2 separate regions of the Homo sapiens genome follow, and region 1 is linked to region 2. Evidence: read pairs that join two places in POLR2A ChIA-PET (ENCODE). Cell type or tissue: MCF 10A. All regions are shown on one strand. Links, peaks and the distances in the headings refer to the core of each region. The heading gives the core; the rest is flanking DNA. Region 1 overlaps EFHD2 (EF-hand domain family member D2). Region 2 overlaps FHAD1 (forkhead associated phosphopeptide binding domain 1).

The links. ChIA-PET counts read pairs that join two places held together with the same protein. Peaks named below come from ENCODE experiments on the same cell type or tissue, not always from the same donor. Only the 100,000 strongest peaks of a DNase experiment are listed, where the experiment ranks them.
Region 1: POLR2A ChIA-PET joins it to region 2 with 5 read pairs; 3 of 35 experiments call an interaction of 5 or more read pairs at or near these places.

Annotation. Positions count from the first base shown.
Region 1 is chr1:15,429,860-15,435,235 of GRCh38, reverse strand. EFHD2 (EF-hand domain family member D2) reads right to left here. Exons shown (of 4, transcript NM_024329.6): 4 at 4,897-5,376. Among named protein-coding and RNA genes, the nearest start is that of CTRC, 5.9 kb to the left of the region's middle. RefSeq lists enhancers at 1,064-1,563, 4,224-4,724. In MCF 10A, for the core only: a CTCF peak has its summit at 3,922 (motif pointing right); DNase peaks (open chromatin) are centred at 315, 2,135 and 3,905.
Region 2 is chr1:15,281,293-15,286,668 of GRCh38, reverse strand. All of the region lies in intron 3 of FHAD1 (forkhead associated phosphopeptide binding domain 1), which reads right to left. Among named protein-coding and RNA genes, the nearest start is that of FHAD1, 37 kb to the right of the region's middle. In MCF 10A, for the core only: a CTCF peak has its summit at 2,951; DNase peaks (open chromatin) are centred at 2,968 and 3,488.

The sequences.
Region 1 (5,376 bases), core at 202-5,201, 150 kb before region 2:
AAACATAGAAATAGCCAAATGGATTGATGATGAGGTCCCAGGTGAAGAGAGTTATTGTCAGCTCTTTGAAGGTTCACAGAGAAACTGACCTTTTTGGAGGGAGGTTGCTGGCTGCTCAGCTATAGGGAAACTTGCTTGTTTTGAGACATCTACAGGGAGGGACCTTTTATGTAAGGCAGCACCAAACAATTGTCCCTGGAGAAAACCGAGGTCGCCCTTAATCTGTTTCAGATGCTGAAGACAGGATGTTGAGTGCTTTGCTTAGGGTTGAACTAAACCCACCACTATTGCTTCATAGCTCTATGGCCTTATGCTTGTGACGCAACCTCTCTGTGCTTCCTCGTTTATAAAGTGAGAGTGAAAACGGTACCTTTGGCCGGGCACGGTGGCTCATGCCTGTAATCCCAGCACTCTGGGAGGCTGAGGTGGGCAGATCACCTGAGGTCGGGAGTTCAAGACCAGCCTGGCCAACATGGTGAAACCCTGTCTGTACAAAAATACAAAAATTAGCCGGGCATGATGGTGGGTGCCTATAATCCCAGCTACTCGGGAGGCTGAGGCAGGAGAATTGCCTGAACCCGGGAGGCGGAGGTTGCAGTGAGCCGAGGTCGTGCCATTGCACTCCAGCCTGGGTGACTGAGCAAGACTCCGTCTCAAAAAAATAAAAAGAAAAAGAAAGAAAATGGTACCTCCCTCCTAGGGCTGTTGGAAGAAGTGCCTGGCATATGGCAAGGACGGTCTAAATGTTTGCTATTACTATTATTATTGTTGTTATCTGGTTCTTATGAGAAAGCTTGAGACTGGACTTGGTCACTGAGTACTTTTGCCTTCATGGGCCCCTTTCTCCATTTAAAAAATATTAAAAACTGGCTGGGCATGGTGGCTCGTGCCTGTAATCCCAGCTACTCAGGAGGCTGAGGTGAGAGGATCCCTTGAGGCCAAGAGTTCAAGACCAGCCTGGGCAACATGGCGAGACCCCTGACTCTAAAAGAATTTAAAAAATTACCTGGGTGTGGTGGCACATGCCTGTAGTCCCAGATACTCTAGAGGCTGAGGTGGGAGGACTACTTGAGGCCAGGAATTTGAGGCTGCAGTAAGCTATGATCATGCTACTGCATTCTAGCCTGGGTGACATAGAGAGACCCCAACTCCAAAAAATAAAACATAAAAAAATGAAAAATTATGTTTCCTTAAAAAAAATAATAAAAATTATGTTTTATTGTATGGTGATAACACTGAATATAATCCAGTTTGGATCCTTTTCATTTTTTTTCTTACTGATTTTAAAAAAATCAAAACATTTTGTGGGCCTCTAAAGGTGTCATGGGCTCCAGGCCCTGTGGCCCCTCCTTCCGTGAGGTTCTAGACGACCCAAGGGCTGAGACAGAGAGAGTTTGGGGAATGGTCTATGGCTCTCCCTGAGCACCCTCTCCAGGCCCTGGAGGTGCCTTTAGCTTTGTCCCAGGGCAGCCAGGAGAAATTTGTTCTTGCTGGAAAAGGTGGACAGGCGTAGGAGCTGCCTCTGGGCACGTGCATGGCTGGCACCAGCCCCTCCTGACTCCAGGCCTGGTGCAGGGAGCAGCCAGTCAGGCGACACCATGATCCCAGTGGCTCAAACTGCCTAAGTTATGGTGGTGACGCTGGGTTGGCTGACCTGATTTTCTGGCCTTGATCACCGAGACTGAAGAAGTACCCCAGAGGGGGCCTATGGATATCGGCTGACGGAAGCCCTGGGAGGGTGGATTTCTGCGATGGGAGGGGTCAGGGCTTGAAGTTGGATTAACTTGCATATTTATTTATTCATTGAGGCAGACTCTTACTCTGTCGTCCAGGCTGGAATACAATGGCACAATCTCGGCTCACTGCAATCTCTGCTTTCTGAGTTTAAGTGATTCTTGTGCCTCAGCCTCCTGAGTAGCTGGGGGTACAGGCACGAGCCACCATGCCCGGCTAATTTTTGTATTTTTAGTAGAGACAGGGTTTCACCATGTTGGCCAGGCTGGTCTCGAACTCCTGACCTCAAGTGATCCGTCCACCTCGGCCTCCCAAAGTGCTGAGATTATAGGCATGAGCCACCCCGCCTGACCTAACTTGCATATTTAAAGAAGTGACTGTTTTGTTTGCCCAGGCTGTGAGTCACTGACATACCATATGTCATACACAGAAACATAACATACACAGAAAACATTCATTCACTCACTTATTCATTCACTCATTCATTCCTCCCACATTCACGGAGCAACTACTGTGTGCAGGCCCCATGATAGGATTGGGTATAGAGATAATAAGACCCGTTCAGCCATGGGGAGCTCCCTGCTGGACATGGGGAGTGTTCCTTGGAGATAGTCTCCCTTGGAGAGATGGGCCAAGGGCGTGGAGTTCTGCATGAGAAGAGACTGGTTCTGGTGGGAGCCTGATGGGGGCAGGCAGGGAAAGGATTCCTTCCGTACAGAGTCCATGTCCAGATGAATCTGAGGCCTCGAGGGTGAGAGAATGCCAGAATCCGCCCCCTGCCCCATTGCTGGACCCTGGGATTTTTCAGGAGGTGGAGTGTGTCTCCCAGGACCCAGGACCTCAAAGTCCTTGAGCCACTTGGGGCCAGACTGTGCTGGAAAAATAACCAGGGGCGACTTGGCAGAGGCACGTGGAAAGGGGTGGTGGTCAGGTGGTGCTCTGGGCCTCAGGAGGAGCAATGCCAAGGTGGGGGTGGGGCGGGATAAGAGCTTGAGAAAAGAGGCAGGTGTCACTGACAGGGCTGGGATTTTCTGGCCGCTGGGACAGGACTCTCGGGCGGCAGCTGTTACGTCTTGGGTGAGGCCCACTAAGGGGCCAGCTGAGGGGCTGGCAGGGCTTCGCCTCCAAGCCAGATGGAAGCACTGGGGGTTAGAGAGGGTTGTGGGGCCCAATGCGGGGTTGGCGTTCAGCGAGGGGTTAACAGTTCAGAGAGAGGGGCTGGGGGTTCCATGGGGATTTGGAGCTGGGACTCAGTGCAAGGAGGCTTAATGAGAGGAGGGAACCTGGGAGTTGTTTTTGTTTGTTTGTTTGTTTGTTTTGTTTCTTTTAAGCGACAGCGTCTTGCTCTGTCACTCAGGCTGGAGTGCAGTGGCACAATCATAGCTCACTGCAGCCTTGAACTCCTGGGCTTAAGTGATCCTCCTCCTGAGCTTCCTGAGTAGCTGCCCAGCTAGTTTTAATTTTTTTTCTAGAGACGAGGTCTCGCTATGTTGCCCAGGCTAGTCTTGAACTACTGGACTCAAGTGATCCTCCTGCCTCGGCCTCCCAAATTGCTGGAATTATAGGCATGGGACACTGTGTCCAGCCCTGGGAGGGTTTTAAGGAGCCCTCTCTCTTGGTCCTAGGATCACTCCAGGTCCCTTCCCTCCTCAACCTGCTTTCTCTGCCAGAGCTGGGAGTGGGGGTCTTGTGCAGACCCAGGCTGGGGGCTCCTGACAGGCTGAGACCCTTGGTGGAGGGCCCTGGCATGACACAGCTGGCCCTGGTCTCTCATGGTCCAAGGACTCGAGGCCCACTGCCATCACCATCAGGAGCTTCCTTTTCAGTATGATTTGTTATTATATTTTGTAGAGATCGGGTCTCACTATGTTGCCCAGACTGGTCTTGAATTCCTGGCTTCAAGTGATCCTTCTACCTCGGCCTCCCAACGTGCTGGGATTACAGGTGTGAGCCACCATGCCCTCTTTCAGCGTCCCCGTCCCTTCTCCCCGAAGCCCTTTCCAGCAGGATATCAGGGATGTGGATGTTCCTCTCTTGGGGAAGGGGTTTTGAAAGGCAGTGTGGAACTGAAAGTCTCAAGTTGGTGGTGGCGTACAGTGGCGTCTCAGGCCCTGGGTAGCATGTGGGGATGACACTGCCTTCCCCAGGCATCCCGGTTGCTGTAGTACCATCCCTGGCCACCTGGGGGCAGCGATGCCCTGCCTAATCCAAACTCCAGCTCCCACACCCTGCCTGGGAAGACCCCAGACCCTCGCCCACCCTCGCATGGAATAGATGGGGAGACTGAGACCCAGTGGGGGCCTGATCTGTCTAAAGCCACACACAGACAGCCGCTGGTGTCCGCCCCATCACTCCTGGGGTTTTCCAGCCTGTGAAAGACTTTGGGTGTCTCCATGGCAGGGGTGCTTGGGGGTCTCTGGGGTGCACAAGCCATAACTCCCAGGGCCTTAATGCCACTGCCGGCCACTGTGTGGCCTTGTGGAGAGGCAGCCCCTCCTCTCTGCTCACCTGGCAGGTTTGCGAGCCATGACCTCGACAGCCTGGGCCCTGCCTCTTGCCGCCCCACTCGCCTGTGTGTCTCTGGGAGACTTTCCAGGCCTGTTTTTTTGTTTTGTTTTGTTTTGTTTTTTGAGGCAGAATCTCTCTTTGTCACCCAGGCTGGAGTGCGGTGGCGCAATCTTGGCTCACTGCAACCTCCGCCTCCTGGGTTCAAGCAATTCTCCTGCCTCAGCCTCCCGAGTAGCTGGGATTACAGGCGTGTGCCACCACGCCCGGCTAATTTTTATATTTTTGGTAGAGACGAGGTTCCACCATGTTGGCCAGGCTGGTCTCGAACTCCTGACCTCAGGTGATCCACCCGCCTCGGCCGACCGAAGTGCTGGGATTACAGGTGTGAGCCACCACGCCCAGCCGCCTCCCTGTTCTTATCTGCAAAAGAGGAATAAAAATATCATCCCTTGCATGGGCTGGTTGCAAGGATTTAAATGAGTTAATAGGCACAAAGCACCTAGACTCATGCCTGGTGACAGCATCTGGGCATAAAACACCAACCTCCTCCACTAGGGCAGGTCCCCTTCCCTCCCAGGCTCTGACACCACTGTCCCCACACCCAGGTGACCTTGTCATTTCCCTGCCCACTCACCATCAAGAACCATACACACATAAGAATATAGAATTTTATCTTCCTTTAGTTAAAAAAAATAATCGTACCACGGAATGAAGAAGTAGCTTTTTTGGGGGGTGGGGTCGGGGAGAAGGGAAGGTGAGAAGGGGGGGAAAAAAGAAGCAAAAAGCCCAAAGAAAAAAACATTTTATATTCATCTGTATAAACATATCCGCTAAGGCAAACGCAATCCGGGTCCGAGGCTGCTGCGCTGGGCTCGGTGCCTCCTAATTTCTGCAGATTCTAAGGCCAAAAAATAAAACCTCTGCAAGTCCGCGTAGCTTCCAGGACTCCTGGGCATTTTACTAAAATAAAGAGTTATCGAGTTTAAAAAGCAGTGACGTCGTTATGACACACACTGAAAGTTGCATAACTGTGGCCTCGAGGGCCACTCACTTGTTTGGACTGAGTGATGGTCACAGTTTCACGACACAGCAACAGACACCACACACAGGCACACGCATGTCAGCAAGCACGTG
Region 2 (5,376 bases), core at 235-5,234:
GATTGGCCAGGGGTGGGGCATGTGATCCAATCAGAGCCAAGGAGACTAGGCTGGACACCAGAATCTCTAGCCACAGAGAACTGGGGACTTGAGAATGTAGCCAGCACCAAGGGGTGCAGCCCAGACGTGGAGAGAGGGAAGGTGGTTTTCTTTTCTCCATTTTTTTTGAAACAGCGTCTCACTCTGTCATCCAGGCTGGAGTGCAGTGGTGCAATCACAGCTCACTACAGCCTAACCTTCCGGGCTCAGGTGATCCTCCTGCCTCAGCCTCCTAAGTAGCTTGGACTATAGACGCAGGCCACAAGGCCCAGCTAAATTTTGTATTTTTTGTAGAAATGGGGTTTTGCCATGTTGTGCAGGCTAGTCACAAACTCCTGGGCTGAAGTGATCCTCCTGCCTCAGCCTCCAACAGTGCTGGGATTACAGGCATGAGCCCCAACACCTGGTCTGGTTTTTGTTTAATTGTAAAAAAATACATAACAAAATTCTCCATCTTAACCATTTTAGGTGTACAGTTCAGTATTTTTAAGTATAGTCTAATGGCTGTGAAACAGATCTCTAGAACTTTTTCATCTTGCAAAAGTGAAAATATATTCTCATTAAATAACTCTCCCTTCTCCTCTCCTCAGAGCCGCTGGTAACCACCATTCCCCTTCTATTTCTATGAATTTAAATACTCTGTCCCTCATATAAGTGGATTCATACAACATTTGTCCTTTTGTGACTGGTTTATTTCACTTAGCACAATGTCCTTAGGATTCACCCATGTTGTAGCATGTGTCAGAATGTCCTTCCTTTTCATGGCTGAATAATATTCCATTGCATGGACAGATCACATTTTATTTATCCATTCATCTGTCCATGGACACTTGGGCTGCATTCACCTCTTGGCTATTGTGCATAATGAACAAACAGAGAAGCTGGTTTTGAGCCCTGGCTCGCGTTGCACCCTGCACTAACTGCTCAGTACTGTGAGGCTAGTTTGAGCTGGTTTTGTCACTTGTAGCCCCCACAGTGCTAATGAGAGGGTCTCTAAAGGGGCCAGTGCATGATGTGTAAATGCAGCAAAGACTGCAATCAGCTCTTTCAGTTAAAAAAAAAAAGTTTTATTTTGTTATTTATTTATTTATTTATGGAGATGGAATTTTGCTCTTGTCACCCAGGCTGGAGTGCAGTGGCGTGATCTCGGCTCACTGCAACCTCCGCCTCCTGGGTTCCAGCGATTCTCCTGCCTCAGCCTCCCAAGTAGCTGGCATTATAGGCATGTGCCACCACGCCCAGCTAATTTTTTGTATTTTTAGTAGAGACAGAGTTTCACCATGTTGGCCAGGCTGGTCTTCAACCCCTGACCTCAGATGATCCACCCGCCTTGGCCTCCCAAAGTGCTGGGATTACAGGCATGAGCCACAGCGCCCGGCATTGTTTGTTTTTTGAAAGCATGTTGATTTAGGGTGGCTTTAGTTGGAAGGTTAATGTCAGTCTTCTCTACTTAACAGGCCTACTCTATCATAAGCAAGGTCAAGGTTTTCTCAGAAATTGCTGCTGGTAACTACAAGGAAACAGTGAGGAGGATAAACAAACATAAAAAAAAGACTCCTGAAAAACTGGCTCCTGGCTGAGCTCACATTAGAATGTACATAGAGTTTGGGATCAAGGTCAGTTATCAACAAGTCTGGCTTAGAAATATTAGTTAAAAAATACTTGCTAGTGCCTTCTTTCTTTCACTCTCTTTCTTTCTTTCTTTCCTCCTCTTTCTTTCTCTCTGACCATATGGTGTGTGGCGTGGTGGTTTTTTCTTTGTTTATTTTTGAGGCCGCATGTGCTTTTCCTGATCTCTCCCACACTGTCTAAAATAGCAGGCTGCCAACCACCTGGACCACACCCACGGCTGAATTTCTATCAGCTTGAATAAACACCCAACCAGTAATGTACTCGAGAACTCCAAATCCATTGTTTCCGGATGATCTCCTTGTTTCTTGTGTTATTACGCTAACATCTGCTTCTGACCCTGTCAAGGCTTCAGGGTGAGAAGGACACCCTAAAACGCCAAGGGAGTTTGCCCAGAGTCCTACAGGACCCATGCATTCTTCCAGGAAGCCCTGGAGGCTGTGGACAAGGTGGGGAAGTAGACCTTGCCCTTGGAGCATCTGTCATGTTTTCTGCTATCTGCAATTTTTTTTTTTTTTTTTTGAGATGGAGTCTCGCTCTGTCGCCCAGGCTGGAGTGCAGTGGCGCAATCTCAGCTCACTGCAAGCTCCGCCTCACGGGTTCATGCCATTCTCCTGCCTCAGCTTCCCGAGTAGCTGGGACTACAGGCGCCCACCACCATGCCCGGCTAATTTTTGTATTTTTAGTAGAGACAGGGTTTCACCGTATTAGCCAGGATGGTCTCGATCTCCTAACCTCGTGATCCGCCCGCCTCGGCCTCCCAAAGTGCTGGGATTACCGGCGTGAGCCGCTGTGCCTGGCCTCCAATTCTTACCACTTGGCTTTGAACCACCAAGGAGAGAAGGCTCTAGGTGCTAGGCTGTGCTGTGCCCTTTGTATATGTGGCCCCATCTAATCACGAGAATAACTCTGGGGTAGGGGAAGCATTTTTACCCACATTTTGTGCATTAAAGGAGCAGAAGCTCAGTGAGGTTCAGAGACTTGCCCCAGGTCCTGAAGCCTGGAAGTGGTGATGCTGTCTGACTCCAAACTCTGTGCCCCTGGAGCTTCCAGGTCATTTGAAGTCATGATTTGCACTTGCTTTCCATACTTGCAAAAGGATCTTAGATGATTGGCTAATGAAGAATAGATTTTCTGAGTTAAAAAATGAAAATGAGAAATAGATGGTGTGAAAATCCCCAAGATGGTGCATGGACAGGATTGATGTGTGGACAGGATTTTCCAGGAACGTTATAGGTTCCCTCCTGCAAGTCTGAGTCACAGGGTATGTGCAGCACCCTGGATGCCACTCAGAGAACTGCAGTCTCCCCCCAGGCAGGGCTGTAGCTGGCTCACTGCTGTGCCAGAGGAGAGCTGGGGCCTGTTGGTGCTGGCTCATGAGAGCCGATGAGTAAATGTTGAGAATTCTGTGAGCTGGCTGATAAACACAGCCATTAAAAAATAAATTATATATACTTACAATTAAATTATACCAGAAACAACAGTAATAAATACTTAAAACTTAGCCTCCTAATTATTTTACTATATTTCATGATAATCTGTGCTCTTACAGTTATTCTTCCTACTGCGTCTGTGTGTTGGCAGTGCTGTAGAGTGATGTGCTGCTACCCAGCTCTCTGTGGCTCTGTGTTAGTGAAGCTTGAAATTGGCCAGGATGGTGAGGTAAGAGGTGGGACTCAATTCTGGAGGTTTGGCTCAGACACCAGACCAAATTGAGGACCAGCTAAAACAGGGCCGCAGTGGAAGCAGCTTTTCATAAGACACGCCCACCAGTGTGCCATGTCAGTTTCGCATTGCCATGGCAACACCCAAAAGGTACCACCCCTTTCCATGGCAATGACCCAACTACCTGAAAGGTAATACCCTTTTCCTGGAAATTTCTGCATAAACCACCCCTTCGTTTCTGTGTAATTAAATGTGGATATGAATATGACTGCAGAATTGTCTTTGAGCTGCTACTCTGGGCGCACTGCCCATGGGGTAGCCCTGCTGAGCAAGTAGCAGCCCCGCTCCTGCCACTGTGCACTGTTGCTTCCATAAAAGGTGCTGTCTCACACTGCTGGTTTGCCCTTGAATTCTTTCCTGGGCAAAGCCAAGAACCCTCCCTGGCTAAGTCCCAATTTTGGGGCTTGCCTATTCTGCATTAATGGGAGTATTTACACCACAGAAATCAGGGAATGTTACAAATCAGGGATTGATTTTTTGTTTTGTTGCTTGTCTATTCTTAGGAAGGTGTTGGATAAAATATTAGTAATACAGATGAGATTTAAAAGTGTTTTATGTCTGTAGCCATCACATTATGAGTAGCACAAAAGATATGGAGGAAATTTTCTTCTGATATTCAAAAACTATTATCCAATAGTTTCTTCTGGTATTCATAAACTATGATAGCAAAGAAGGTGCTCATGTCATTGATGAACATGTGAGGTTCCAATACAAATCTTTCTCATTTCACTTTCGTCTTACTCACAAAGGTAAACAAATATATCCACCAGTATTCCGGTTGGAAACATTCATCAGTTGCTACCATAAGTTGGCTAGGGATACAAGAGTTTGGCAAAAATCAATAAAAACCCTCTGTGAGAATCAATGGCTCTATGGAATTTATGATAAATTTGCCATAAAGAGTCCTGCATATTTTGTTATTATTTATAAAGAATGTGCTACACATTCTTTGTGTCAGTAAGCTTTATACTATACCTGCATACTTTACTTTTTCAGACACTCATCAGCATAGCACTGGCTGGACCCAGTGCCCAGTGAAGGGCCTGGCACACACTCTAGGTGCCTGCTGACCGAACTGAATTGAACAATTGGCAAACAGAGCCAAAGTTAAAAAATACCCTTCAGCTGATTCTGGGGCTGGGGCAGGGAGAATACACTATGAGCCTGGGGCATCTTGTAACAGCAGAAAGTGAGTAAGTGCTCAAAAACAGAAGGTGCGGGCCCTGTTAGAGGGATAAGCACCAACCCAAAAGCGCTCCAGTGGCCAAGGCTAGGACAATATGAGCTACAAAATAAATAACATCAGGTGGATTATAGCACAGAGAATCAAATAAAGACAGAGGAGTCCGTACTGATATAGATACATGAATGAGTAAATAATTCAATGGCAGAGAAGAGACACTTCCTTACAGAAGAATGTAACACACATAAGTAATCCCCAACCAGGAGGTGGAGCTGAGTCTTAATCAATGCCCCCTTCCTCCCCTCTCCTTTTTTTTTTTTTTTTTTTTTTTTGAGACAGTGTCTCACTCTGTCACCCAGGCTGGAGTGCAGTAGCGCGATTTTAGCTCACTGCAACCTCCGTCTCCTGGGTTCAAGCGATTTTTATGACTCAGCCTCCCGAGGAGCTAGGATTACAGGCATGCACCACCACACCTGGCTAATTTTTTGTATTTTTAGTAGAGACGGGGTTTTGCCATGTTGGTCAGACTGGTGTCAAACTCCTGGCCCCAAGTGATCCACCCACCTTGACTTCCCAAAGTGCCAGAATTACAGGTGTGAGCCACCATGCCTGGCCAGGTTATTTAATTAAAAAACAAAAACAAAACTCTTTTAAGGGACCTTTGAGTTACCAGAAAAAAATAATACAAAATCCACATGGAACCACTAATGTCGCTTATTCATACAGGTAGTCCTCTAGGTCTACTTTCAGCCTCTACTTCCTCTGATCTTACTCAATTTTACCCTAATAACTACACAATT